Linked DNA regions of Homo sapiens: region 1 is linked to region 2. A link is an interaction called in ENCODE POLR2A ChIA-PET data of the cell type or tissue named here. Cell type or tissue: GM12878. All regions are shown on one strand. Each heading gives the region's core, and the rest is flanking DNA. Links, peaks and the distances in the headings are about the cores only.

Region 1 (15,238 bases), core at 3,159-11,158, 97 kb before region 2:
AGAGTGAGAGAAAAAGAAAAAGGAAAATTAAACTCTTGAGGGTGACATCAGCAAAATGGAAGAACAGGTAGGTCCAGGCACCTGTCCCCTCTACAGAAATATCAAAAGACAAGTAGAAACTCTTAGAACCAACTTTGTCAGAACTCTAGAAAATAGTCAAAGAAGGGTTACAGCAACCAAGGGAATGCTGAATCAAGAAAATGGCAACTTAAAAATGGTAGGCAAGCAGCCGGGTGCGATGGCTCACGCCTGTAATCCCAGCACTTTGGGAGGCCGAGGTGGGCGAATCACAAGGTCAGGAGATCGAGACCATTCTGGACAGCAAGGTGAAACCCCGTCTCTACTAAAAATACAAAAATTAGCTGGGCGTGGCGGTGCATGCCTGTAATCCCAGCTACTCAGGAGGCTGAGGCAGGAGAATGGCCTGAACCCGGGAGGTGGAGGTTGCAGTGAGCCGAAATTGCACCACTGCACTCCAGTCTGGCGACAAAGCTAGACTCTGTTTCAAAAAAAAAAAAAAAAAAAAGGTAGGCAAGCTGGGCACAGTGGCACACTCCTGTATTCCCAGCTACTTGGGAGGCTGAGAGGCAGGAGATCACTTGAGCCAGGGAATTTGAGGCTGCAGTGAGCCATGATCATGTCACCACACTCCAGCCTGGGCAACAGAGCAAGAATCTGTCTCTTAAAAAAAAAAAAAAAAAGATATGCAAAAATGGGCAAAGGACTTGTGTGAATAGACATTTTTCCAAAGAAGAAATAAAAATGGCCAATAAGCACGTGAAAAGATGCTCAAAATCAATAGTTCCTAGGAAACACAAATCAAAACCATAATGAGATACTACTTCACACCCACTAGGATGGCTATTAAAAAGAAAACAAAAAGCAGAAAACAAGCGTTGGCAAGGTTGTAACGAAATTGAAACCCTGGTACGCTACTGGTGGGAATGTGAAATACTGCAGCTGCTGAGGAAAACATTTTGGTGGCTACAGCAATATTCACAATAGCCAAAAGGTGGAAACAACCCAAGTATCCATCAACAGATGTATGGATAAACAAAATGAGGTGTATATAAGCAATGGAATATTATTCAGCCATAAAAGGAGTGAAATTCTGATACATACTATAACATGGATGAATGCTGAAAACATGATGCTACATGAATAAAAAAGTCAGATACAAAAGGACAAACACTTTATGATTCCAAATATATAAAATATCTAGAATAGGTGATTGATAAAGACAGAAAGTAGGACAGAGGTTACTAGGGATTGAGATGAATGGGGAAGGACCAGTTACTTAATGGGTAGTCCCAGCTACTCGGGAGGCTGAGGCAGGAGAATCACTTGTACCCGGGAGGCGGAGGTTGCAGTGGGCTGAGACCACGCCATTGCACTCCAGCCTGGGCAACAAGAGTGAAACTCAGTCTTAAAACAAAAAGAAAAAAAAATTATAATGTCTCCAATTTGCAACTGCTAATGCAATAATGAATCTAGGCAATGATATCAATGGCTGCTAACATCACAAACAGAGACAACCAGACAAAAAAACATGCCTCAGTGTAAAAGCTTGTACCATCATCTATTCTTGCCAAAAATGTGAATCTGAATCCATTCAAGCCTCTAGATCTAACTACCAGATTACAGGAAATACAGGGCACAAAGGAGCATAATCAGATGATATCACAAGAATGCAATCAACAAAGTCCAGAATGTGGGAAATTCTTTAGGAAAAATGATCCATTTTCTTCAACACATATATTATGAGGGAGAAAAATGTGATGACAGTAGATTCTTTAAATATTTCAGAAATATATCAATGTATTACAATGTATGGACCATATTTCGATTTTGATTTAAACAAATCAACCGTAAAAAAAAGTTATGAAAGAATCCGTAACATCTGAATAGTGACGGGATATCTGATGTTATTTTGGAGCGATGATTAATTTTTAGGGTGTGACGATGGGACTGTAGCTATAAGTTTTTTAAGTCACTGCTTTAGATACATACTGAAATATTGACTGATGAATACTATAACTGGAACTTGCTTCAAACAATCAAGTGGATTGGGGAGTGGATGGAATATAATTAAAATCAAAATGGCCACAACTTGATAATCATCAAGATGGGTAATGAGTAGATATGAGAGTTTACTGTTCTCTCCATTTTTATACACACTTGAAAAGTTTCATAATAAAATTTGGGATGAAAAACTCTACCCTAAAAATATATACACCTAGAGTGCTATACCGCAATTTCATTTGTTTTTTTAAAAGGCAGTACTTTTGCTCTATCAGAAAATTACTCTTAATAATCTAAGAGTAGCAGTAATTTCAAAGATTTGAATCCTTATGAAATATAACTTGCCTCTTACTCTCCAAATCATAAATTTGAAGCTGTGAAAAGCAATGTGTATCCACATTTAAACTAATGACTATGAAAAGATGTATTATGACCACAATAAAGATTACTTTGTTAAAAAAAAAAAAAACAACTAAGAGCTTCATATGACATTTGGTTGATTCATGGCTTGAAAAAAAAATCAATGACTTTTTCACAATTTTAAAATTAAATAAACAGGCCAGGCATGGTGGCTCACACCTGTAATCTCAGCACTTTGGGATGTCAAAGTGGGAGGACTGTTTGAGGCCAGAAGTGCCAAACCAGGCTGGGCAACATAGCCAGACCCCATCTCTACAAAAAATACAAAAATTTGGCTGTGTGTGGTAGCTCACACCTGTAATACCAACACTTTGGGAGGCCAAGGCAGGTAGATCACAAGGTCAGGAGTTCAAGACTAGCCTGGCCAACATGGTGAAACCCGTCTCTACTAAAGACACAAAAAATTAGCCAGGCGTGGTAGCACGCACCTGTAATCCCAGCTACTCAGGAGGCTGAGGCAGAAGAACTGCTTGAACCCGGGAGGTGGAGATTGTGGTGAGCTGACATCGCGCCATTGCACTCCAGCCTGGGCGACAGGGAAAGACTCTGTCTCAAAAAAATAAATAAATAAAAATAAAAAATAAATTAGCCCGGCACGGTGGCATATGCCTGTAGTCCCAGCTACTCCGGAGGCTGAGATGGGATGATCGCTTGAGCCCAGGAAGTTGAGGCTGCAGCGACCTGTGATCATTCTACTACATTCCAGCTTGGGCAACAGAGGGAGACCGTCTTAAAAAACAAAACCCAGCAGCCGGGTGTGATGGCTCACGCCTGTAATCCCAGCACTTTGGGCGGCCAAGGCAGGTGGATCACCTGAGGTCAGGAGTTTGAGACCAGCCTGGCCAACATGGTCAAACCCCATCTCTACTAAAAATACAAAAATTAGGCGGGTGTGATGGCGAGCGCTTGTAGTCCCAGCTACTTGAGAGGCTGAAGCAGGAGAATTGCTTGAACACAGGAGGCAGAAGTTGCAGTGAGCCGAGATCATACCACTGCACTCCAGCCTGGGTGACAGAGTGAGACTCTGTCTCAAAAAAAAAAAAAAAAAGGAAAAAAACTTCAGGAAATCATAACTCTATGCCCATTAACGTTTTCTCATAAGATTTCTTCCTTCAAACGTAGTATTCCTAAAATTAATTGCTTCACTTTAAAAATGTCTACATATTTCAAACATACACAAAGGAAAGAGAAAAATATAAACACCCACCCTGACCATTCAGATCAGCTTGACTCATTTGTTTCTTTTTTAAGAAATAAAATGGTACAGTGACTCATGCCTGTAATCCCAGCTCTCTGGGAGGCCCAGGCAGGGGGATCACTTCAGGCCAGGAGTTCGAGACCAGCTTGGTCAACATGGTGAAACCCCGTCTCTACTAAAAACACAAAAATTAGCTGGGCATGGTGGCAGGTGCCTGTAATCCCAAGTACTCCAGAGGCTGAGGCAGGAGAATCGCTTGAACCTTGGAGGCAGAGGTTCTGGTGAGCCAAGCTCGCACCACTGCACTTCAGCCTGGGTGACAAGAGCAAAACTGTCTCAAAATGAAACAAAACTATATATATATATATATATATATATATATATATATATATATATATATATATCCATCTTACTGTATATCAATTATAATGATGGAAAGTTGTTAAAAATAACTAAAGTGTATACTTATTCAGCACCTACTATATATCAGACATGAATGATTCTAGGTGCTTGGGATACATATTGAACAAAATAGATAAAGATCCCAGCTCTTTTGGACATTATAATCTGGTGGGGCTGTTTGTTTTTCACTTGGCAGTTCTCCAACATTATTTTCAACTAATTCAAAATAATCTCCTACAGTTAATAATACTGTATGCTTCAAAATAGCAGAAGGAATGGGTTTTAAATGTTCTCACAACAAAGAAATGTTAAGTATTTGAGCTGAGGGGCATGGTAATTAGCCTGATTTGACCATTCCATAATGTACATAAGTACTGAAACACCACAATGTATCCCATAAATATATAAAATTATTGTCAACTAAAAAATAATGAATAGGCCAGGCATGGTGGCTCATGCCTGTAATCCTAGCACTTTGGGAGGCCAATGTGGGTGGATCACCTGAGGTCAGGAGTTCGAGACCAGCCTGGCCAACACGGCGAACCACGCATGGGTGTGGTGGCGCATACCTGTAATCCCAACTACTCGGGAGTCTGAGGCAGGAGAATCGCTTGAACCCGGCGGGTGGAGGTTGCAGTGAGCCAAGATCGTGCCACTTCACTCCAGCCTGGGCGTAAGAGCAAAACTTCATCTCAAAAAATAAAATAAAATAGGCCAGGCGCAGAGGCTCATGCCTGTAATCCGAGCACACTGGAAGACCGAGGTGGGCGGATCACTTGAGGTCAGGAGTTCGAGACCAACCCAGCCAACATGGTGAAACCCCATCTCTACTAAAAATACAAAAAATTAGCCAGGCATGGTGGAGGGCGCCTGTAATCCCAGCTACCAAGAGGCTGAGGTGGGAGAATTGCTGGAACCCAGGAGTCGGAGGTCGCAGTGAGCCAAGATCATGCCACTGCACTCCAGCGTGGACAACAGAGCGAGAATCCGTCTCAAAAACAGTAATAATAATAATAAAATAAAAATAAAATAAAATATTTCCATAGTTTAGATCTGGTCTTCATTATCTCAAAAGCATAACATGTTCATTCTACTACTTTGTTCACATTGTAATCATCGTCCTAGGCATTCAAATCCTAACTATCCTTTAAGTCCCAGCTCAAGATCCATTTCCACCATAAAGATGAAATATTAGACCCTTAGTAATAGTCTCCTCCTAAGCATTTAGATTTTTGGCATTTAAATCATATTGTGTGATATTGCTTATTACTGTTTCTTTTCACTCTCTTTACCAGATCTGACATCGCTGAGGATAAGTACCATGACTTACACATTTCCTGTATCCTTCACAGTGTGCAGCAAGTGCAAAGCAAAGAGTAGCGATCCTTGGGGTGGGGGTGGGGGTGGGGGTGGGGGGATGATGAGAAATTATTCCAGTGATGGATACATTAAAAGCTCTGACTTTACTACTGTACAATATATCCATGTAACAAAATTATACTTGTACCCCACACATTTATACAAATAATTTTTTTTTTTTTGAGACAGAGTCTTGCTCTGTTGCCCAGGCTAGAGTGCAGTGGTGAGGTCTCAGCTTACTGCAACCTCCGCCTCCTAGGTTGAAGTGATTCTTCTGCCTCAGCCTCCCAAGTAGCTGGGATTACTGGCATGTGCCACCATGCCTGGCTAATTTTTGTATTTTTAGTAGAGACAGCGTTTCACCACATTGGCCAGGCTGGTCTCAAACTACTGACCTCAGGTGATCCTCCTGCCTTGGCCTCCCAAAGTGCTAGAATTATAGGCATGGGCAACCACGCCCGGCTATAAATAAACTTATTTTTATTTTTATTATTTATTTATTTATTTTTGAGATGAAGTCTTGCTCTGTTGCCCAGGCTGGAGTGCAACCTCTACCTCCTGGGTTCAAGTGATTCTGCTGCCTCAGCCTCCCGAGTAGCTGGGGACTACAGGCATGTGCCACCACGCCCGGCTAATGTTTTGTATTTTTAGTAGAGACAGGGTTTCGATGTGTTAGCCAGGATGGTCTCCATCTCCTGACCTCATGATCCGCCCACCTCGGCCTCCCACAGTGCTGGGATTACAAGCGTGAGCCACCATGCCTGGCAAATAAATTTCTTCTAAAAGCTACAAGAGGGTTGGGTGTGGTGGCTCATGCCTGTAATCCCGGCACTTTGGGAGGCCAAGGCAGGCGGATCACCTGAGGTTAGGAGTTCAAGACCAGCCTGGCCAACATGGTGAAACTCCGTCTCTACTAAAAATACAAAAAAAAAAAAAAAAAGAAAAAAAAATAGCCAGGCTTGGTAGCACACGCCTGTAGTCCCAGCTACTTGGGAGGCTGAGGCAGGAGAATCACTTGAACCAGGGAGATGGAGGTTGCAGTGAGGGGAGATCACGCCAATGTGCTCTAGTCTGGGTGACAGAGATTCTGTCTCAAAAAAAAAAAAAAAAAGCTACAAGAGAAGTCTTACTTAAAGGATTTCACTGAGTTTCCAGTAATAGGTTATTGTTCTCTAGGAAATTACAAATACTTTTTTCCATCATTTTACAGTTATAAGGTACTGACAAATTGCTTTTACTTGTTTTATGACAGCAAAAGAGAATGAAGATAGAATAGACCTCAAATTCAAACTGAGTTTTACTGGAATACTGGCTACATCACTTTTGAGCTAGGTGACCTTGTATATGTTATTTAGCTTCTCTGAGTCCCAGCTGCCTAACTTATAGCATGGACATAATTATCCCCCTCAGGTTGTTCTGAGGACTGAAGATACTAAGAATACAACAGTGTTATACTCCTTTTTCTTTCCTCATCCCCCACCATAATCTGTTATAGAGATTGGTAAGAAACATCTTCAAGCTCACGCCTGTAATCCCAGCACTTTGGGAGGCCGAGGTGGGCAGATCGCCTGAGATCAGGAGTTTGAGACCAGCCTGGCTAACATGGTGAAACCCTGTCTCTACTAAAAACACAAAAATTAGCCAGGCATGGTGGCGCATGCCTGTAATCCCAGCTACTTGGGAGGCTGAGGCAGGAGAATCACTTGAATTGGGAGGTGGAGGTTGCAGTGAGCCGAGATCACGCCACTGCACTCTAGCCTGGGCAACAAGAGTGAGACTCTGTCTCAAAAAAAAAAAAAAAAGAAAAAGAAAAAGAAACATCTTCAGACTTAATCTAAAAAGTCCTAATTTTGACATGATTATGAAATTTTACTTTTGATTTCACGAATTAAACTTTTTAAAAGCCCGGCACAGTTGCTCACGCCTGTAATCCCAGCACTCTGGGAGGCTGAGGCGGGCGGATCACCTCAGGCCAGGAGTTCTAGACCAGCCTGGCCAACATGATGAAACCCTGTCTCTATTAAAAACACAAAAATTAGCCGTGCATGGTGGTGGGCACCTGTAATCTCAGCTACTTGGGAGGCTGAGGCAGGAGAATCACTTGAAGCTGGGAGGAGGAGGTTGCAGGGAGCTGAGCCCCCGCCATTGCACTCCAGCCTGGGCAACAAGAGCAAAACTCCATCTCAAAAAAACAAAAACTTAAAAAAAAATGTTTTATATACTTATTGAACCACCCACCAATGTGTGCAAGCCACTGATTTAAAACTAATGACAAAAGTGTCAGTATCAGTATGACAGTTTCTAGTAGCACAATTTTATGGACTAATAAGGAAAAAACAAACTGAATTACTAATTGTAAGCATGGCATAGAATTATGATGTAAAAATTAATTTTAACATGGAGACACCACAAAGTCACCATTACCGCAGTCATTTTCTATCATAAATTTAGTAACATGCAAATGAACCAACTAAAATTTATTTATATCAATTGAGTGAGCTGCTACAAATGTATCACAGTCATATGACATGAATGAACCTAAGTCATGTACTATACTGCAGAGAATAAAAAAAGCCATCTGACAAATATCCAAGTTATCAGCATAAAGTTGGCACAAGAATGAACAGATGAAAAGAACTGCCTTCATTTTTCTTCGGTCTACTTCCAACTATCACCATCATCTTACATTGATATAGCATATCACAGTTTACCGAACATCTTCTCAAATACTATCCCAAAAAGTGCAGTGATGAAATCAATCAGGAGACAGAGAAGACTGAGTTTTATGGAACATGTCCACTAACAGGAAAGGCCAGTCAAAATAGATTTGGACTACTAAGAATGTGGTATTTTAAAATGCTTACGTTAGGCCAGGCACAGTGGTGCACCCCTGTAATCTCAGCACTTTAGGAGGCTCAGGTGGTGGGAATCTCTTGATGCTAGGAGTTCAAGATCAGCCTAGGCAACACAGTGAGACCCTGTCACTACTACAAATAAGAACATTAGCCAGGCATCATGGCAAACGTCTGTAGTCCTGGCTAGTCAGGATGCTGAGGCAGGAGAGTTGCTTGAGTCCAGGAGTTTAAGGCTGCAGTGAACTATAATTGTGCCACTGAATTTCAGCCTGGGTAAGAGTGAGACCCTGTCTCAAAAAAAAAAAAAAAAAAAATTAATAAATTGGGAGTCTGAGACTCTTCTGACTTGGGAGACTGTCTGATTTCTTTTTTAAAATCTATAAACAAAAATTTAAAATAAGTGTATAAGAATCTGAATATAAAAACTACATCTTAAGAATTAAATAGGGCTGGGTGCGGTGGCTCATGCCTGAATCCCAGCACTTTGGGAGGCTGAGGCAGGTGGACCACTTGAGGTCAGAAGTTCAAGACCAGCCTGGCCAATATGGTGAAACTCCATCTCTACTAAAAATACAAAAATTGGCCAGGCATGGTGGCTCATGCCCGTAATCTCAGCTCTTTAGGAGGCTGAGGCGGGTGGATCACGAGGTCAGGAGATGGAGACCATCCTGGCCAACATGGTGAAACCCCGTCTCTATTAAAATACAAAAAAAAATAGCCAGGTATAGTGGCGTGCGCCTATAGTCCCAGCTACTCAGCAGGCTGAGGCAGGGGAATCGCTTGAACCCAGGAGGCGGACATTGCAGTGAGCCGAGATCACGCCACTGCACTCCAGCCTGGTGACAGAGTGAGTAAAAAAAAAAAACAACAAAAAACAAAAATTAGCCAGGCATGATGGCACACGCCTGTAGTCCCAAGCTACTCAGGAGGCTGAGGCGGGAGAATCGCTTGAACCCGGAAGCAAAGGTTGCAGTGAACTGAGATTGCACTACTGCACTCCAGCCTGGATGTCGAAGTGAAACTCTGTCTAAAAATAAATAAATAAATAAATAAACAAAAGAATTAAATGTGGCTGGACACAGTGGCTCATGCCTGTAATCCCCACACTTTGGGAGGCCCAAGGGGGCAAATCACTTGAGGCCAGGAGTTTGAGACCAGGCTGGCCAACCTGGCAAAACCCTGTGCCTACTAAAAATACAAAAACTAGCCGGACGTGGGAACACACACCTATAATCCCCAGCTACTCGGGAGGCTGAGGCACGAGAATTGCTTGAACCTGGGAGGCAGAGGTTGCAGTGAGCTGAGATCATGCCACTGTACTCCAGTTCAGCCTGGGTGACAGAGTGAGACCCTGTCTCAAAAAAAAAAAAAGAGAAGAAAAAAAAAGAATTAAATGCATAATTAAAAATTAAATTAAAAATTGCACATTACAATTTTATTTTTTAAAACATATATTTCATGGTCAAAAGGAATTTGAGGAGAAAAAATGCAAAAACAAACAAAAAACTGGCCACTTTTTTTTAGATTATGGATTTGTATCAAGGTATTATACAATCAGACATGCTACCTTTATATAGAAGCTTACGTTTCTTTTTAAGGATAAGGCCATTCCAGGTATTAAACACGAGGGAAAAGAAACCAATGGATCACATTTCCATGTTGGGTTCCTTTTACTTAGATCTTCTATGGAATGTGATTAGGCCCCCAAGCCTCCAAAAGCAACCAACTATGATAGCATCAGAACCAAATACTTAAAAGACAGTTCATTTGTATATTTTGTGAATTCTGGTTTACTATATACTAAGTGATAGAAAATGAAATCTTTTGGAAAGTTTCAGCTTATTTTAGCTGTAATCATAGTAATGAAGAAAATATATTTTTGTCCTTTCCTAGAAATTTTTAATGGGCTACTTATATACTCCAAGGACCAAAGTGGTAGTGACAACAGTAATTTAAATGAGAAAATCCTATGGGAAAGGTGACACTTAGGCAGAGACTGGCAAGGTTACTTATTGAGTCATTCCAGGGCTGACCAAGACATTCCCATTCCAGGACATTCTCATTCCAGGGCTCCATACTGAAATGTTATCTTATGTCACAAAGGGCCCTCCCCCCTTTTTTTTAATAAGTATTTTAATTCAGTTTCAGAAAAAAGTGGTACATGACTTGGATGAGAAAGCAAAAAATTAAGAGGCTTTTCTAGAAATGCAAGAAAAAAAACTTTAATATATTCAATAATTTTCTGGATCTTCCTCTTGGGTCAAAAGCTATATATTTTCTCCTCAAAGCAGCTGCTCCAAGAACTAACTAGTCCTCTTTAGCTCTCTCTAGCTGGGACAGACTAATTCTGCTCCACTCCCACCTCTCTTCTTTCAGTAACACTGCGTAGGTGTTAATGGCCTGGCTCTCACCAATGAACAGAACTGTCCTTTAAGCCAGCAACTCACAGGCAGTGGTGCCCAAAGCCTCACCCCCAGTCCCCAGGGCAGAAGCCACAGAGCTGGCATTGTTTCCAATATCCCAGGAAGGAGGAGCCAAAAGCTGACCTTCAGCACAAATCAAAGCCCAATATGGAGAGAGAATAACTGCTTCTAGGCCCAGATTAGGCAAGCTGTGGGCAAAAAAAGGGGAGTTTTTGCAGCCACCCCATCTTTAGAAACAAGGGGAAAACTAGACCCTTTTCCACCATTACGGTCTACAAGGTACTGTACTGTTCCAAGGGGATCTGAAAGCGCAAAAGAATCTAAACAAATAAGGAGAACTTTTCCCAGGGTGGAGATAAGACTGACAAACTGAAAGATGGGTGAATACAATAATGTGTAGGAAGATGATGCTGGTCACCTCAGTTCTTCACACAGCTGCCAGCCCTACAAATAACACAGTAAGAACCAGGACAACCACTCCAGACTGGTATAGCTGGGGAATCTTCAGGCCTTTTCCTAGGTCCCACATCAAGTGTTGGATCCCATTCCAGGTATGATACATGAGAGGGAAGACGAGTGCAAACTTAGTTGTGTCCATCAGTGCTGGCCCCAGACACAGGGACCAATGAGTTCCAAGTAAGACTTAAACTTTCCTGGGAGTAACAGGGCTGACATGCCAAAAAGAGACCCCTGTGCTCAAAGCAATACCAGAGCCATGGTGGCAGATGGACATCGACATAGGAAGACACCAACTCTAGATAGTGACGTGGGGAGATACGGGACGGTTTGAACCTGTGTTCTTATTCCAGAACCATTCCATCTCTTCTTTGGCCATGATTCCCAAAGGAACAGCATTTCTGATACAAAGCTGAGGGCTAAAGTGCGCTCGGAGGCAATGACCACTCCAACATGTCTCAGCAAGAGTGCAGCCATCTTGGGTTCTGGTCTGGACGGAAATGCAAAGCTCATTTTAAATATAATCTCCTTTAGCTGGGCACGGTGGTTTAAGCCTGTAATCCCAGCACTTTGGGAGGCCAAGACGGGCAGATTACCTGAGGTCAGGAGTTCGAGACCAGCCTGACCGACATGGTGAAACCCTGTCTCTCTCTACTAAAAATACAAAATTAGCTGGGTGTGGTGGTGCATACCTGTAATCCCAACTACTTGGGAGGCTGAGGCAGGAGAATTGCTTGAACCCAGGAGGCAGAAGTTGCCATGAGCCAAGATTGGGTCATTGCACTCCAACCTGGGTGGCAAGAACAAAACTCTATCTCAAATAAATAAAAACATACATACATACAATCTCCTTTAGAAAACCTTCCATGATTCCTCCAATAGGTGTGAATATAAAATTATTAACATGAGAAGAGATCAGTTAGGTACTCTTAAATTTTCAATGCCTTCATTGCCACAATTCTAGTCCCAACCACCATCAACTCTAGGTGGTCTCCTCATTTCCATTCTTGTCCCCATCCAATCCAGTTTCTACACAGCAGTCAGGACGACTTTTTGAAATAAAAAGTTGGCCAGGCACGGTGGCTCACGCCTGTAATTCCAGCACTTTGGGAGGCTGAAGTGGGCAGATCAGAAGGTCTGGAGTTCGAGACCAGCCTGGCCAACACAGTGAAACCCCGTCTCTACCAAAAATACAAAAAACTAGCCAGGCATGGTGGCGCATGCCTGTAATCCCAGCTACTCGGGAGGCTGAGGCAGGAGAATCGTTTGAACCCGGGAGGCAGAGGTTGCAGTGAGCGGAGATTGCACCACAGCACTCCTGCCTGTGCGAGACTCCGTCTCAAAAAAAAAAAAAAGTTGTTTGTAGTAAGACTTACCTTGCTTTAAACTTTTTTTTTTTCTGACGGAGGTAAACCTTTAAACGACTTCCTATTACTGTTAAAATAACATCCAAGTCATTTGGGTAATATTACGGGAGAGTTCATTGTACTGTTCTCTCCCTACATTTGAGTGGTTTGAAAAGTTTTCTATAAAAGTTTAAAAAAGAAAAAGAAACAGAAAAAGCTGGTCCCAAATCCTTAACATTGCTTAAAAGGCCCTGCATCAGCCGGGCACGGTGGCTCACGTCTGTAATCCCAGCACTCTGGGAGGCCGAGGTGGGTGGATCACCAGAGGTCAGGATTTTGAGACCAGTCTGACCAACACAGTGAAACTCCATCTCTACTAAAAATACAAAAATTAGCCGGGCATGGTGGCGCGCATTATAGTCCCAGCTACTCGGGAGGCTGAGGCAGGAGAATCGCTTGAATCCGGAAGAGATTGCAGTGAGCCAAGATCGTGCCGCTGCACTCCAGCCTGGGTGACAGAGCGAGACTCTGTAACAAAAAAAAAAAAAAAAAAAAAAGCCCTGCATCATCTCTTTGGCCCTAACCTACTTTATCACAGCACCCTTTTGCTTTCCACACAACAACTGCTGAAGTTCCTGAAATGACCATCTTCCCTAGCCTCCGCGCCATCTATTTCCTTTGCCTGAGCCTTTCTTCTCTCCTTTGGGAGTCATCTTCCCCTAATTCCTATTTATCCCTAATATCTAAGCTCAAAGATTACTTTCCTAGGAAAACTTTCCCAGCTTGGATAAGTCCCCCTGTTACCTTCTCTCACAAACAACTTACATTCTTTATTTTAGCCTCTGTCTTTGCTTATTGGCATTTATTTGTGTGATTATTTATTTTATTTTACTTTTTGAGATGGAGTCCCGCTCTGTCACCCAGGCTGGAGTGCAGTGGCACCATCTTGGCTCACTGCAACCTCTACCTCTCGCCGGCTCAAGCTATTCTCCTGCCTCAGTTTTTCTGAGTAGCTGGGATTACAGACGCCCCCCATCACGCCCAGCTAATTTCTGTATTTTTAGTAGAGAGAGACGGGGTTTCACCATGTTAGCCAGGCTGGTCTAGAACTGCTGACCTCAGGTGATCTGCCCACCTCAGCCTTTCAAAGTGCTGGGATTACAGGCGTGAGCCATCGCTCCGGGCCCTGATTATTTGCTTAATATCTGTTTTGCCCAATGACACTGTAGAGTCTAAAGGCAGAGTCTGTAATTGTCACTATTGTATCCTTAGCATTCAGTACACAGTAGGTACTAAAATTTTTTTGAATGAAAAAAATTAAATCAAGTGTATGCTAATTATTATACATTATTAAATTAAAATGCAAGTAAAGTACCCTCCACAGTGCCCAGCTGAAAACAACTGCTCAGTAAGTGTGAGCTTCCATTAACACTGGACTGCAGTCAGCCTCATATCATTAGTGTGCTTAACCACTCCCTCCTGCACACATTTTTTACACATTTTTGGACTCCGCCAGTGCCTAGCACTAACATTAGTGTTATAAAAAGATACTCTGTATTCACTGAATTTAATTGCCTTTTAAATAAATCCGACTTTCAGCATATTTAGAAAGAAGACACAACATGAACTTTTAAAGTTTCCCCCCTAAAAACAAACTGCAACCGGCCAGACTTCATACTACCACATTATTTTCTGCATTCGCATCAAAACAAATCAGCAGTTTCCTATCTTTACTTATCTCAAATTACGTACATAGGAACTCAACGCTGGATGCCACACGAACATTCATCATTGCTGACAAGTAATAAACTCTTTTATTACTGGCAGCGAAAAGGAAAAAAAAAAGGCACAAAGAAGAAATTAAGGAAACGTGAAATCAGCGAACACCAGGCCTTCAAAACATCAGAGAAAGTGAGTGGTGGGAGTCGGGTGAAGTCACTAATAGGCATACTTTGTATCACTGGACTGCGATCGTGCAGCGTTCGCCTTTGAAAATAGAAACATTGTGTTGCGCATAACTGTAAGTTTCGGAACGCCCTGCGAGAGAACCAGGAGCTGTGCCTTCAGCTAGCTCGCAAGTCAAGCCGCAGGCGAGTCAGGGGCTCGGGGTCGCCGCTCACCTGGGCTGGGCGGGACCCTGGCTCGGGCTCCGCCGCCGGCGCCCCTTCCCGAGTCGCAAACACGCGGCCCTCCGGAGCGAGACTCCCCCCGACACCGACGATCCGCGGCGGCCAAGCCACAGGCCGCGACCCCTCGGCCCCAGCCGGCAGGCGACCGCCCCGCCCCGCCCTCACCCCGCCGGACGCGGCGCGGCCCCGGGACGCTCACCTCCGGGCACGGCCTCCCGGCCTCGGCCTCACTCAGCTCAGGCACCGCAGGCACCGTTTGGCCGCGGGCTCCGTTTGGCTGGAGCCCTTCAGAGCCGGAGCGCCGCCGCCCCAGACCGCCTCAGGTTCCGCGGCCGCGCCGCTGAGATCCCGCCAGCCTCTCTCGGTCTTCGCCAGGCGCCCAAGCGCGCGCCGACGCCGGCTCCGCGCAGACCCGAGGAGCGCGCGCGGACGCGGGGGCGCGCCGAGGGCGGGGCTTGCCGCGGCCGGGCGCTTCAAGTCCCGGCGGGAACGGCGCTAATGGCCGCCTCCCCTTCCCACCACTGGCCCGGCGGCTAGCTGCCTTCATGGGTAGGGGAGATGCAGGCAGCTCGGTGTGTGCTCACCAGAGAACCCAGAGTGTGCTTACCTGGGTACCTCCTCAGCCTCA
Region 2 (15,238 bases), core at 3,226-11,225:
TAATCCCAGCTACTCGGGAGGCTGAGGCAGGAGAATCAGTTGAACCCGGGAGGCGGAGGTTGCAGTGAACCAAGATTGCACCACTGTACTCCAGCCTGGGTGACAGAGCAAGACTCTGTCTCAAAAAATAAATAAATAAATAAATAAAACCTAAAACAAATAAATAAAAAGAATGTGTGTGGTGTGCTATCATGCGTGTTTAAAAAATACTCTTTGGTGGCCGGGTGTGGTGGCTCACACCTGTAATCCCAGCACTTTGGGAGGTCGAGGCGGGCAGATCACGAGGTCAGGAGATCGAGACCATCCTGACTAACGTGGTGAAACCCTGTCTCTACTAAAAAATACAACAAAATTAGCCGGGCGTGGTGGTGTGCGCCTGTAGTCCCAGCTACTCAGGAGGCTGAGGCAGGAGAATGGTGTGAATCTGGGAGACGGAGCTTGTAGTGAGCCGAGATCGTGCCACTGCACTTCAGCCTGGGTGACAGAGCGAGACTCCGTCTCAAAAAAAAAAAAAAAAAAAATACACTTTGGTTTGTGTATAAGTATGTATGGAAGAATAAACAAACTGAAAACAGTAGTTGCTTACTGGAGGAGACATGGTTGTTGGAAACTGGGTGGTAAGATTTCCTCGTTGCTATATACTCCTTCATACCTGCTGCATGTTGTACCATTTGCTTTTATTACCTATTAAGAAAATATAATAAATTTTAAAAATGAAAACAAATACAATAAATATTATTTGTTTTCTTCTTACTAGGCATATTTGATGAGACCTTCTATAATATTTTTTGATGAAATAGATGGATTAGCTCCAGTTCGCTCTAGCAGACAAGATCAGATCCACAGGTAATTTTTCTTTATCTGATTATCTTGATTTCTTTTTTACGCATTGACTTGGTAGTTAGCCTTAGCCCTTAGCTAAGTGCTATGAGGCTTACAAAGAAATTTAAAACAATCTGTGTCTGTGAGGACTACTTCTTTCTCTTAGTACAGGGGTCAGCACACCACAGCCTGTGAGCCAAATCCAGGCCTCTGTGTGTTTTTGTAAATGAAGTTATATTGGAATACAACCATGTTCATTCCTTAAGCATTGCATGTGGTTTCTTATGTGCTACAATAGTAGAGTTCAGCAGCTGTGATAGAGAGACCGAATGCGTTGCAAAGTTTAAAACATTTACTATGTGGGCTTTTAATTTTTTTTTTTTTTAATTTATTTTAGAGACGAGTTCTTGCTCTCTTGCCTAGGCTGGTTTTCAACTCCTGGCCTCAAACCATCCTCCCCAGTCAGCCTCCCAAAGTGCCGAGATTACAGGCGTGAGCCACTGTGTCCAGCCTATCTGACCTTTTACAGAAAAAGTTTTCTCATCCTAATTTAGCATAATTTTTTGGTTTTTTTTTTTAGAGTCAGAGTCTCACCCTGTCACCCAGGCTGGAGTGCAGTGGCGTAATCGCGGCTCACTGCAACCTCCACTTCCTGGGTTCAAGTGATTCTTATGCCTCAGCCTCCCAAGTAGCTGGGATTACAGGCATGTGCTGCCATGCCTGGCTAATTTTGTATTTTTAGTAGAGATGGGGTTTCGCCATATTGGCCAGGCTGGTCTTGAACTCCTGGCCTCAAGTGATCTGCCTGCCTCCGCCTCCCAAAGTGCTGGGATTATAGATGTGAGCTACTGTGTCTGGCCTCGATGTCATGTATGCTAATATTTTATTCTTTTTCACTCCCCAGGAGTATTCCTTAATGTATATGTGTGTGTGTATACTACTATTTATTTTTCAATCTACCATCTGATGGGAGATTTGTTTTGCTTCTATTTTTAGCTATTATGATAATGCTCAACCTGCTACAGGTTGAGCATCCCAAATCCAAAAATCTGAAATCTGAAATGTTCCAACATTTGAAACTGTTTGAATTTTCACATGACACTCAAAGGAAATGCTCATCAAAGCTTTTTCAGTTTTGGATTTTGGGATTCAGGAAGCTCCACTGGTAAATATAATGCAAATATTCCAAAATCTGAAAAATATCCCAAGTTTAAAATAATTCTGGTCTGAAGCTTTTTTTTTTTTTTTTTGAGATGGAGTCTCACTCTGTTGCCCAGGCTGGAGTGCAGTGGCGGGATCTTGGCTCACTGCAACCTCTGCCTCCCGGGTTCAAGCAGTTCTCCTGCCTCAGCCTCCCAAGTAGGTGGGATTACAGGCATGTGCCACCACGCCTGGCTATTTTTTTTGTATTTTTAGTAGAGACTGGGTTTCACCATATTGGCCAGGCTGGTCACGAACTCCTGACATTGTGATCCACCCGCCTCAGGCTCCCAAAGTGCTGGAATTACAGGCATGAGCCACCATGCCCGGCCGGTCCAAAGCATTTTTAAGAGACTGGATCTCATTCTCTTACCTAGGCTGGAGTGCAATGGTGTGATCATAGCTCACTGTAACCTCAAACTTCTAGGCCCAAGTGATCCTACTGCCTCAGCCTCCTGAGTAGCTAGAACTACAGGCATGCAGTACCCCACCTGGCTAATTTTTGTATTTGTTGTAGAGACGGAGTCTCGCTATGTTTCCCTGGTTGGTTTCTGACACCTAGTCTCAAGCGAGCCCTCCATCTTGGCCTCTCAAAGCGTCTCTACAAGTTTTTGTGTGGACATGTTTTCTTTTCTGTTGGGTAAATCCCTGAGAGAGGAATTTCTGGAGCCTATGGTAAATGTGTGTTTAAGTTTCTAAGGTAACACTGTACTGTTTTCCAAAGTGGTTTTACCATTTTTATTTTCCTATAACGTATGATAATTTGAGTTGTTCCTCATCCTTGCCAACAATTGGTGGTGTTAACTGTCTTTAACTTTAGCCATCCTAGTGGGTGTACAGTAATGGATTTAATTTGCATTAATAGTAATACAAATAATATTAAGCTTTAATATTAATCCAATAATATTGAGCATCTTTGTGTTTATTGCCTGTTTATATATTTTCATTTGTGAAATGTCTGTAAATCTTTTGCGCCATTTTTTAAAACTAGAAATTAGATTGTGTGTCTTGTTGTGTTGTAGTCCTTGTGTTTTTTTTTTTTTTTTGAGACAGAGTCTTGCTCTGTTGCCCTGTTGGAGTGCAGTGGTGCGATCTCAGCTCACTGCAACCTCCGCACCCCGCATTGAAGCGATTCTCCTGGCTCAGCCTCTCGAGTAGCTGGGATTACAGGTGTGCACCACCATGCCCGGCTAATTTTGTATTTTTAGTAGAGACAGGGTTTTGCCATGTTGGCCAGACTGGTCTCGAACTCTTGACCTCAAGTGATCTGCCTGCCGTGGCCTCCCAAAGTGCTGGGATTACAGGCATGAGACAATACCCCTGGCCCAGTCTTTGTTTTGAAATTTTTTTCCAGTGTTCTGGCTTGTATCTTTGTTTGCTTAGTTAGGACTTTTGAAGAGTCAGGATTTGAATTTTGATAAAGCCACCATATAGATTTAAAAAATGTATCTGTGCCTTTTGTGTTCTGCTTGAGAAAAGTTGCCTAAATAAGTGTGGCAATAATTTTCTTGGATGTTTTCTTTGAAAATATTAATAGCGTTAGCTTTTTTTTTTTTTTTTGAGACGAAGTCTCGATCTTGTGCCCCAGGCTGGAGTGCAATGGCACGATCTTGGCTCACTGCAACCGCCGCCTGCCAGGTTCAAGCGATTCTCCTGCCTTGGCCCCCCGAGTAGCTGGGATTACAGGTGCCTGCCACCACGCCTGGCTAATTTTTGTATTTTTAGTAGAGGTGGGGTTTCACCATATTGGCCAGGCTGGTCTAGAACTCCTGACCTCAGGTGATCCACCCACCTCGGCCTCCCAAAGTGTTGGGCTTACAGGCATGAGCCACTGTTCCCAGCCAGTGTTAGCTCTTAATATTTAAGTCAATGATTCATTTTACGTTAATGTTTGTGTATCAGTAAGAGGTGAGGGTTTAAGTTAATTTTTGTAGATAGTTTAAGGTATGGACTGAAGTTTATTTTTTTAATACAGGTATTCTTTTTTTTTCTTTGAGACGGAGTGTCACTCTGTTGCCCAGGCTGGAGTGCAGTCGCGCGATCTCAGCTCACTGTAGCCTCCACCTCCCAGGTTCAAGTGATTCTTGTGCCTCAGCCTCCTGAGTAGCTGGGATTACAGGTGTGTGCTACCATGCCTGGCGAATTTTTGTATTATTAGTAGAGGTATGTTTCACCATGTTGGCCAGGCTGGTCTCGAACTTCTGACCTCAGGTGATTCTCCTGCTTCGGCCTCCCAAAGTGCTGGTATTACAGGCATGAGCCACCATGCCCAGCCTATTTTTTTATACAGATACTCATTTGTTCCAGAACCATATATTGAAGAGTTTACTTTGTTAAATTTCTTGGCACGTCTTTGACAAAAATTGACCATATAAATGTGTGTCTATTTCTAGATTTGTTAGTTGATTCCATTGATCTACAGGTCTATCCTTATACCACTGTCTTGATTAATGTTCATTTTAGTATAAGTCCTCCAAATTTGTTCTTTTTCAGAATTGTTGTAGTCATCTATTATCTTTCCATTTACATTTCTAAAGCCTCTTGTCAGTTTCTTTAGAAAAGACTGTTGGGATTTATTTGGGATTGCAATTAATCCTTCGATCTATTTGGGAAGAATTGCATCCTTATTCGTCTTTCAGTCTATGAACATGGTAATTCTGTTCATTTATTTAGGTATTCTTTAATTTCCTTTTCCTGTGTCTTATGGTTTTAGCATAAGGATCTTAGGCATCTTTTGTTTAATGCATCCCTAAATACTTTATTGTTCATTTAATGTGAATGGAGTTTTGAAAGAAAATTTATTTTCTAATTGCTTACTGCTGGTTTATAAAAATACAACTGAGTTTATAGACTTTGTATCCACAACCTTGCTAAATTCATTTGTTAGTTCTATTAGCTATTTTGTGGTTTCCTTACGGTTTTATACATATACCTTATCTGCAAATAAAGGTACTTCTACTTCTTCCTTTCCAATCTATGTCTTTTATTTCTTTTTCTTATTTCTTTGGCTAGAATTCAGTTAAATAGTAATGGTGATAATGGAAATCACTGCCTGTTTCCTTCATTGGCTGTAAAACATTGAGACTTTAACCATTGAATGTGATTTTAACTAAGTTTTTCATAGGTGCCCTTTATTACATTGAGGGATTTCCACTATATTCCTAGTTTGCTGTGAGAGTTTATTTTACTGGGATAGAGTACTGAACTTTGTAACATATTTTTTTTTCTGTCTCTTTTGAATTGATCATATGGCTTTTCTCCTGTATTCTATTAAGGTAGAGCATTATTTTGATTGAATTTTAGATTTTTTTTTTTTTTTGGAGATGGAGTCTCGCTCTGTCGCCCATGCTGGAGTGCAATGGCGTGATCTCGGCTCACTGCAACCTCCACCTCCTGGGTTCAAGTGATTCTCTTGCCTCAGCCTCCCGAGTACCTGGCATTACAGGTGTCTGCCACCGTGCCTGGCTAATTTTTGTGTTTTTAGTAGAGACAGGGTTTCACCATGTTGGTCAGGCTTGTCTTGAACGCCTGACCTCAGGTGATCCACCTGCCTCGGCCTCCCGAAGTGCTGGGATTACAAGTGTGAGCCACTGCGCCTGGCCTGAATTTTAGATAGTAAACTAACTTTGCATTCTTAGAATAAACCTCACTTGCTCATAATATATTGTCTTTCTTAAAAAATTATTGGATTCCACTTGCTAATATAAAAAGTTTTATTATCTGTATTAATGAGATTTTGATCTGTAATTACTCTTAAAATATCTGCATCTGGTTTTGGAATCAGGTAATTTTGATGTGTATTAGATGAGATATACACTGGGTGTGATGGTGCATGCCTGTAATCTCAACACTTTGAGAGGCTGAGGCAGCAGGATCTCTTGAGTCTAGGAGTGCAAGAGCAGCCTGGGCAACATAGTGAGACCCTGTCTCTTAAAAAAAAAAAGATGAGATGGCATTCCCTCTTTCTCTATTTTCTGAAAGTGTTTGTGTAAGTTTGATGTTATTCATTTCTTAAGTGTTTGAGAGAATTCACCAGTGAAAATACCTGGGCCTGGAGTTTTGTTTATGGAAAGGTTTTTGATTACAAGTTAAATTTCTTCAGTTGATACAGGGCTGTTCAAGTTTTCTATTTATTCTTAGGTCAGTTTTGTTAGTTTGGTAGTTTATCTTTAAAGGAATTTGTTCATTTCACCTAAGTCAAGAAATTTACATACATTTTTTCCTACTATTCTGTTATCTCCTTAATGCCTAAATAGTCTGCGGTAGTATTCTTTTCATTTCCGATGGTGATAACCTGTGTTTTCTCTTTTTTTTTTTCTTGATTACTCCGGCTAGAGGATTATCAATTTTATTGGTCCTTTCTCCCCCAAAGAGGCAACTTCTGTTTTCATAGATTTTCTACTATTATTTTTGTTTCCAATTTTATACTACCTTTTTTCTTATATTTTTAAAAATTAGTAGACTGAGGGGGATTTGTAGGCAGAGTATAAAAGATTTTTTAGGGCAGTGAAAATAGTCTGTGTTATACTGTAAGAGTGGATCCACATCATGATATGTTTGTCCAAACCCATAGAATGTATATCATCAAGCGTGAACCTTAATGTAAACTGTGGACTTTGTAGATTGTGATGTGTCATTGTAGGTTCATCAGTTGAAATAAGTGCACCACTCTGTTGGGGCATGGGTATACATATGAAGGGGCAGGCGGGGGACGTATGAAAGTCTCTGTATTTCCTTCTCAATTTGGCTGTTAACCTAAAACTGCCCTAACAAATGGTCTTAAAAATAGACTATTCATGACTGGGCACAGTGGCTCACACTTGTAGTCCCAGCACTTTGGGAGGCCAAGGACAGTGGATCTCTTGAGCTCAGCAGTTTGAGACCAGCCTGGGCAATGTGGCAAAACCGTGTCTCTACTAAAAGTACAAAAATTAGTTGGGTGTGGTGTGCCTCTCGTCCTAGCTACTTGGGAGGCTGACGTGAGAGGATCACTTGAGCCTGGGGAGGTCAAGGCTGCAGTGAGCCACAATCGTGCCACCGAACTACAGCCTAGGTGAGAGAGTGAGGCCCTGTCTCAGAAAACAAAAAATCTCTATAAAACTGGGTAGCTTAGAAATAGCAGAACATTATTTGTCATATTTCTGGAGGCTGGGATGTCCAAGATCAGGGTGCCAGCAGATTTAGTGTCTGGTGAGGACCTGCTTTCTGGTTCTGATGACTTCTCTTGTGTCCTTAAATGGTAGAAAAGACCAGCTAGCTTTTTCAGGTCTCTTTTATGAAGGCAGGAATCCTCTTTATGAGGGTTTTGCCCTTGTGTCCTAATTACCTCCCAAAGGTTCCACCTCTTAACACTCTTAACACCTTAGCTCTTAACTCTTAATACCTCTTAACAACATTACATTGGTGATTAGGTTTCAATGTGTGAATTTTAGGGGAATAGAAACATTCCATTCATAGCAGGCAGTTTTAGGGTTTCAACAAATGTGTAATGACACGTATCTGCTCTTACAGTATCATACAGAATATTTTCACTTCCCCCAAATCGTCTATTCATTCATCCCCCCTTCTCTTCTGCCCTGCAGAGCCCTCCCTATCTCCCCAGCAACCACTGATCTTTTTACTATCTCCATAATTTTGCCTTTTCCAGAATGTCATATAGTTGGACTCAAACAGTATGTAGTTTTTTCAGATTGGCTTCTTTTATATAGCAGTATGTATTTCAGGTCTCCCAAGTCTTTTCTGTTTGTTTTTAATTTAACTCCCTTTTTCAGATTAAGATGGAAGCTTAGAAATTGATTGAAACTTTTCTTTTTTTCTAATATAGGCATTGACACCTGTAAATTTCCCTCTAAGCAATGCTTTAGCTACATCCCACAGTTTTTGACATGTATTCACTGTCATTCAGTTCAAAATAATTTCCAATTCCTCTTGTCATTTTTTCTTTGACACAGTCATTGTGTATTTAATTTAGATGTGTATTTAATTTACAAATAGCTGTGGTTATTTTTCCTGATTATTTTATTGTTATTTACTTCTAATTTAGTTTTATTGTGATCTAGAGATCATAACTCTTAAAGTCATTTTTTTTTTTTTTTTTTTTGAGACGGAGTCTTGCTCTGTTGCCCACTCCAGCAGTGGCGCGATCTCAGCTCACTGCAAGCTCCGCCTCTCGGGTTCAGGCCATTCTCCTGCCTCAGCCTCCTGAGTAGCTGGGACTACAGAGGCATGCCACCACACCCAGCTAATTTTTTTTGTATTAAAGTCATTTTTAAATTTATTGCATTCTCCTTTATGTCCCAGTGTATCCTGTGAATTTGCATTCTGCCATTTATGGTATAGTGTTCTATAAATATAAAATAAGACAAGGCATTAATAGTGTTAAGCAGACTCTTTTGTGGGGTTTTATTTTTTTGAGACGGAGTCTCACTCTGTCGCCCAGGCTGGAGTGCAGTGGCTCTGTCTGGCTTACTGCAACCTCCGCCTCCAAGGTTCAAGTGATTCTTCTGCCTCAGCCTCCTGAGTAGCTGGGATTACAGGCATGCACCACCATGCCCAGCTAATTTTTGTATTTTTGTAGAGATGGGGTTTCACCATGTTAGCTAGGCTGGTCTTGAACTCCTGACTTCAAGTGATCTGCCTGCCTCGACAGGCAGTGCTGGGATTACAGGCGTGAGCCACTGTGTCTGGCCTCTTTTGTTTTCTTACAGATGTTTAGGTCTAATTCTATTGATTGCAGAGACAAATATGTTAAAATGTCCAGCTATAATGAATTCTTTGTCCCTTTAATTCTGCTAGTTTTTGTCTCACATATTTTGAAATTTTATATTAGTTTCATACACATTTATTGCATCTTTATGTTGATGTTGCTTTCTTATATTATGAAATGTCCATGTTTATCTTGTAATACACTTAATTTTGAAATTTATTTTTATCAGATAATAATTCACCTATTCTAGACTTCATGCTGTTTGTGTGGTATATTTTTTGCCATTAACTTGCTTTCAACCTGTGTTGTTCATAGACTATATAAAGTTGGGTCTTATTTTCTTAATTGCATTGTCTCTTAATTTTAATTTGACTGTTTAGTCAATGTTTAATGTAATTATTGATATATTTGAATTGGGGATCATTTCATTTCCATTTTCTATTTGTGTCTGCTGTTTTCTTTTTCTGTTTCTTTTTTGCCTTTTTAAAAAACACTTTGAAACTTTGAAAGTTTTTTTTTAGAGTCTCAATTTTGCTATTGAGTTTTAAAAAGAGCTTTATTGAGGTATAATATATATACTATATGTATGTACACAATATTGACATTGATAAAGAGTAAAACTTGGAAGGTTTTAACATACATATATACTTGTGAAGCCATAACTACAGTCAAGACAATGAAAATACCATTTCCTTCAAAATGGACACTTATACATTTAGTGTGATTATTGATATGGTTAGGTTTAAATTTATCATCTAGATGATTTTCTCTTAGCCTGTTTCTTGTTTTCCCTTTTCCTATTGTTCCACCTTCATTTGGATTAGTTGAATATTTTTTATGATTCCAGTTTGTTTCCATTGCTGGCTTATTAGCCATTACTGTTTATTATTTTCATAGTAACTTTAGGGTTTATGGTATATGTCTTTAACTTGTAACCATCTACCTTCAATTGATGATAGGCCATTTCACATATAATATGGGAACCTTGAAATAGTATACTTGCATTTTTCTTCTCCTGAGGTTTGTGCTATTGTCATACATTTTTTATTTTTTGAGACAGAGTCTCACTCTGTCACCCAGGCTGGAGTGTAGTGGCGCAGTCTCGGCTCACTGCAACCTCTGCCTCCCGGGTTCAAGCAGTTCTCCTGCCTGAGCCTCCTGCGTAGCTGGAATTGCAGGTGCACGCCACCATGCCTGGCTAATTTTTGTGTTTTTAGTAGAGACACGGTCTCGAGCTCCTGACTGCAAGTGATCCGCCTGCCTTGGCCTACCAAAGTGTGGGGATTATAGGTGTGAGCCATTGTGCCTGGCCTTGTACATTTTATTTTTAAAACTTTAAAAACTTTTGAAGAAATGTAAATAAAAATATCTTAAATATTTTTTATACTTACCATTTCTGGTGCTCTCTATCCTTTTGTAGATGTTCATATTTCCAGTTAGTATCAGTTTCTTTATGTATACGTTTCTTACAGTGTGGGCCTGCAAGTGACAAGTTCTTTTGGCTTTTCCATATCTGAAAACACTTTTTTTTTTTTTTTTTGGGATGAAGTCTCACTCTGTTGCCCAGGTCAGAGTGCAGTGGTGCGATCTCGGCTCACTGCAACCTCCGCCTCCTGGGTTCAAGCGATTCTCCTGCCTCAGCCTCCCGAGTAGCTGGGGCTACAGCTGCGTGCCACCACGCCTGGCTAATTTTTGTATTTTTTTTTTTTTAGTAGAGATGGGGTTTTACCATATTAGCCAGGCTGATCTTGAACTCCTGACCTTGTGATCCGCCCACATCGGTCTCCCAAAGTGCTGGGATTACAGGCATGAGCTACCACACCTGGCTGAAAGCACATTTTTTTTTTTTTAAAACAAAAGCAAAAACAGCTTTGTTTTTGAGACAGCGTCTCATTCCCTTCACCAAGGCTGTAGTGCAGTGGTGTGATCATGGCTCCCTGCAGCCTCGACTGATCCTCCCACCTTAGCCTCCCAAATAGCTGGGGCCACAGGTGTGTGTGCCACTGTACCCACCTGACTTTTTTTTTTGAGATGGAGTCTTACTCTGTCGCCCAGGCTGGAGTGCAGTGGCGCAATCTCTGCTCATGGCAACCTCCGCCTCCCAGGTTCAAGCCACTCTCCTGCCTCAGCCTCCCAAGTAGCTGGAGCTACAGGTGTGTACCAACCACGCCTGGCTAATTTTTTCATTTTTAGTAGAGACAGGGTTTCACCATATTGGTCAGGCTGGTCTCGAACTCCTGACCTTGTGATCCGCCTGCCTCGGCCTCCCAAAGTGCTGGGATTACAGGCATGAGCCAAAGCGCCCAGCCACTTTTTGAATTTTTAGTAGTGATAAGGTTTCACCATGTTGCCCAGGCTAGTCTCAAGCTCCTGGGCTCAAGTGATATGCCCGCCTCACCCTCCTGTGTCTGGCCAAAACAGCTTTATTGAGGTATATTTATATGTCATAAAATTTGCTCATTTTAAGTGTATAGTTTAGTAATTTTTAGAGTACCTCAACAAAGTGGTACAACTATTGATATAAATCAATTTTAGAACATCTTTCTACCCCTAATAAGATCCAGCATGAGGTGGGGTGCAGTTACTCTTGCTTGTAATTCCAGCACTTTGAGAGGCTGAGGCAGGCAGATCGCTTGAGCCCAGGAATTTGAGACCAGCCTGGCCAACATAGTGAAACCCAGTCTCTACAAAAACTACAAAAATAAGCTGGGTGTAGTGGTGCATGCCTGTGGTCTCAGAGACAGGGTTTCACCATATTGGTCAGGCTGGTCTCGAACTCCTGACCTTGTGATCCGCCTGCCTCGGCCTCCCAAAGTGCTGGGATTACAGGCATGAGCCAAAGCGCCCAGCCACTTTTTGAATTTTTAGTAGTGATAAGGTTTCACCATGTTGCCCAGGCTAGTCTCAAGCTCCTGGGCTCAAGTGATATGCCCGCCTCACCCTCCTGTGTCTGGCCAAAACAGCTTTATTGAGGTATATTTATATGTCATAAAATTTGCTCATTTTAAGTGTATAGTTTAGTAATTTTTAGAGTACCTCAACAAAGTGGTACAACTATTGATATAAATCAATTTTAGAACATCTTTCTACCCCTAATAAGATCCAGCATGAGGTGGGGTGCAGTTACTCTTGCTTGTAATTCCAGCACTTTGAGAGGCTGAGGCAGGCAGATCGCTTGAGCCCAGGAATTTGAGACCAGCCTGGCCAACATAGTGAAACCCAGTCTCTACAAAAACTACAAAAATAAGCTGGGTGTAGTGGTGCATGCCTGTGGTCTCAGAGACAGGGTTTCACCATATTGGTCAGGCTGGTCTCGAACTCCTGACCTTGTGATCCGCCTGCCTCGGCCTCCCAAAGTGCTGGGATTACAGGCATGAGCCAAAGCGCCCAGCCACTTTTTGAATTTTTAGTAGTGATAAGGTTTCACCATGTTGCCCAGGCTAGTCTCAAGCTCCTGGGCTCAAGTGATATGCCCGCCTCACCCTCCTGTGTCTGGCCAAAACAGCTTTATTGAGGTATATTTATATGTCATAAAATTTGCTCATTTTAAGTGTATAGTTTAGTAATTTTTAGAGTACCTCAACAAAGTGGTACAACTATTGATATAAATCAATTTTAGAACATCTTTCTACCCCTAATAAGATCCAGCATGAGGTGGGGTGCAGTTACTCTTGCTTGTAATTCCAGCACTTTGAGAGGCTGAGGCAGGCAGATCGCTTGAGCCCAGGAATTTGAGACCAGCCTGGCCAACATAGTGAAACCCAGTCTCTACAAAAACTACAAAAATTAGCTGGGTGTAGTGGTGCATGCCTGTGGTCTCAGCTACTCGGGAGGTTGAGGTGGGAGGATTGCTTGAGCCCAGGAGGTCGAGGCTGCAGTGTGTTTTGATTGTGCCACTGCACTCTAGCCTGGGTGAGAGAGTGAGACACTGTCTCAAAAAAAAAAAAAAAAAAAAAAAAAAATTCCAGCATGCCCATTTACAGTAAATTCCTTTTCCTGCCCACAGCCAACCACTAATCTAATCTCTGTATAGATTGGCCTTTTCTAGACATTTTGTATTATTAAAATCATATACTATGTGGTTTCTTGTGTCTGGCTTTTTTTTGCTAAGTATAATGGTTTTGAGGAACATCCATGATATAATATGGGTCAGTATTTTGTTCTTTTTTATTGCTGAACAGTATTCTTATTGTATGGCTATACAACACACTGGACGGACATTTAGGTTGTTTCCAGTTTGGGCTATTATGAATATTACTGTGAACGTTCAATGCAAATGTTTGTGTAGAACATATATTTTTTATCGCTCTTGGGTAGAGATAAGGAGTGAAACTGCTAGGCAGGATGGTAGTTTTATGTTTAACTTTTTGAGAACTTAGCCTTTGTTTTTGAAGGGTATTTTCTCTGGGTATAAAATTTGAAGTCGACACTTTTTTCTTTTTCTTTCCGTGCTTTAAAGATGTTGGTCTTTCTTCTTCTCATTTGTATTGCTTCAGTAATGAATTATGCTTTTATTTCTATTTTTGTTTCTTTGTATGTAATGTATCTTTTTTCTGGGTACATTTAGGTTTTTTTTTCCTTCTTGACTGGTTTTGTGCAATTTAATGATATATCTTGGTGGAGTTTTCTCCCCTTTTCTCATTCTTGAATTGAGCTTCTTGGGTGTGTTTTTCATCAAACTTGTAAAATTTTTGGCCACTATTTCTTCATTATTTTTTCTGTCGTCCCCACCTCCTGTCTCCTCTTTCCTTTTGGGACTCTAATTACACATATGTTAAGTTTCTTGATGTTGTCCCATAGTTTGCCGAAACTTTGTTAATTTTGCTTTAAATTATCTTTTCTGTGTTTCATTTTGGTTAGTTTCTGTTGCTGTGAGTTTTAGTTCACTAATCTTTTCTTTTGAAATGTCTAATCTGCTATTAATCCTATTCATTATGTTTTTGCCTCATGTTTTTGTTTTCATCTATACATATACATATAGAACTTTTCAATATCTGGAATATAGTTATAATGCCTACTTTAATGCCTTTGGCAATTCTAATATTGTATTTCTGGGTTAGTTTTATTTTATTGATTTTTCTCATTACGGATTGTGTTTTCCTGTTTCATTGCATGCTTTGCAGTATTTATTGGATGCCAGATGTAACTTTTACCTTGTTGAGTGCTAGCTATGTTACTGTAAGTAGATATTCTTGAAGTGGTTTTGTTGTGTGTTTTTTTTTTTCCTTTTGAGACACAGTTAATCAACTTGAAAACAGTTTGATTCTTTGGAATCTTGCTTTTAAGATTTGTCGGCTGGGCGCAGTGGCTCATGCCAGTAATCCCAGCACTTTGGGAGGCCGAGGCGTGTGTATCACCTGAGGTCAGGAGTTTGAGACCAGCCTGGCCAACATGGTGAAACCTTGCCTCTACTAAAAATACAAAAAATTAGCTGGGCATGGTGGCGGGTGCCTGTAATCCCAGCTACTTGGGAGGCTGAAGCAAGAGAATCACTTGAACCTGGGAAGTGGAGGTTGCGGTGAGCTGAGATGACGCCACTGCACTCCAGCCTGGGTGACAGAGTGAGACTCTGTCTCAAAAAAACAAAAACAAAAACAAAGATTTGTGATACGGATCTTGAGTAGCCCTGAGTGTAGGACTAATTATTCCCTGCTACTGATGCAGTATCCTTTTATGTATTTATGGGCAATGACCTTTGAATCATGAGGTTTACCAGTTCGGTGGGTGGGAACTGGCACTATTCCTGGCTCTCTGTGAGTGTAGAGTACTCTTATTTCTAGTTCTTCTGAGTGTTTTTTTCCCCAAGCCTTGGGTAGTTTCATCACATGTATGCAGTGATTGGTGTTTAAATGAAGAGCTGAGGAGTTTTGTGTACATTTCCTGAGTTTGCTTTCTGTGGAGCAGTCTCCTCTGTGGTACTTTTTCCTGTAGACTCTAGTCGTCTTGGTCTCCCTGGAATCTCAACTCCGACTCTTCCGCTTAGTGAGTTAGCTGGCCTCTGCCAGGATTCCATCTGCCTGTATCACAGCCCGTAATTGGAGAGCCATTAATTAGATTGTTGTTCCCACATTTTGTAATATTTGGGTTTTCTCTTGCTGCTTTCAGTATCTTGCTCTGTATCTTTTACTTTCAACAGTTTAGCCATGACATGCCTCTGTGTGGCTTTCTTTGTGTTTATTCTGATTTTGTGTCTACAAATTTGTCATTTTTCAGTCTTTTTCTGTTTTCACCTTGGATAATTTTTGTCTGTCTTTAGTCAGTCTTCACTTATTTTTGCTTTGTCATGTCCATTTGGTTATGTTCATCCAACACATTTTTTTATTTCAGAAATTGTATTTTTCAGTCCTAGGACTTACATTTGATTGTTTTTCATTGTTTCTGTTTTTCCAATGTGATTTTCATGCATTTAAGCATGTTTTATTTTATTTAATTGAGCTTCGTTACAATAGTTGCTTTAAAATTCTGTTATGTTAGCTTCAACATTTGGTTTATCTCATGTTAGACCCACTT

The links. ChIA-PET counts read pairs that join two places held together with the same protein. Peaks named below come from ENCODE experiments on the same cell type or tissue, not always from the same donor. Only the 100,000 strongest peaks of a DNase experiment are listed, where the experiment ranks them.
Region 1: POLR2A ChIA-PET joins it to region 2 with 5 read pairs; 3 of 35 experiments call an interaction of 5 or more read pairs at or near these places.

Annotation. Positions count from the first base shown.
Region 1 is chr2:23,940,220-23,955,457 of GRCh38, reverse strand. It overlaps UBXN2A (UBX domain protein 2A), which reads right to left and starts at 14,995. Exons shown (of 7, transcript NM_181713.4): 1 at 14,810-14,995. It also overlaps the pseudogene SDHCP3. RefSeq lists an enhancer at 14,249-14,358 and silencers at 14,489-14,968, 15,029-15,128, 14,990-15,185. In GM12878, for the core only: no CTCF peak of the experiment used is centred there; no DNase peak of the experiment used is centred there.
Region 2 is chr2:23,843,023-23,858,260 of GRCh38, reverse strand. It overlaps ATAD2B (ATPase family AAA domain containing 2B), which reads left to right. Exons shown (of 28, transcript NM_017552.4): 13 at 758-846. Among named protein-coding and RNA genes, the nearest start is that of ATAD2B, 76 kb to the left of the region's middle. RefSeq lists an enhancer at 7,214-7,263. In GM12878, for the core only: no CTCF peak of the experiment used is centred there; a DNase peak (open chromatin) is centred at 7,470; H3K27ac peaks cover 2,379 bases.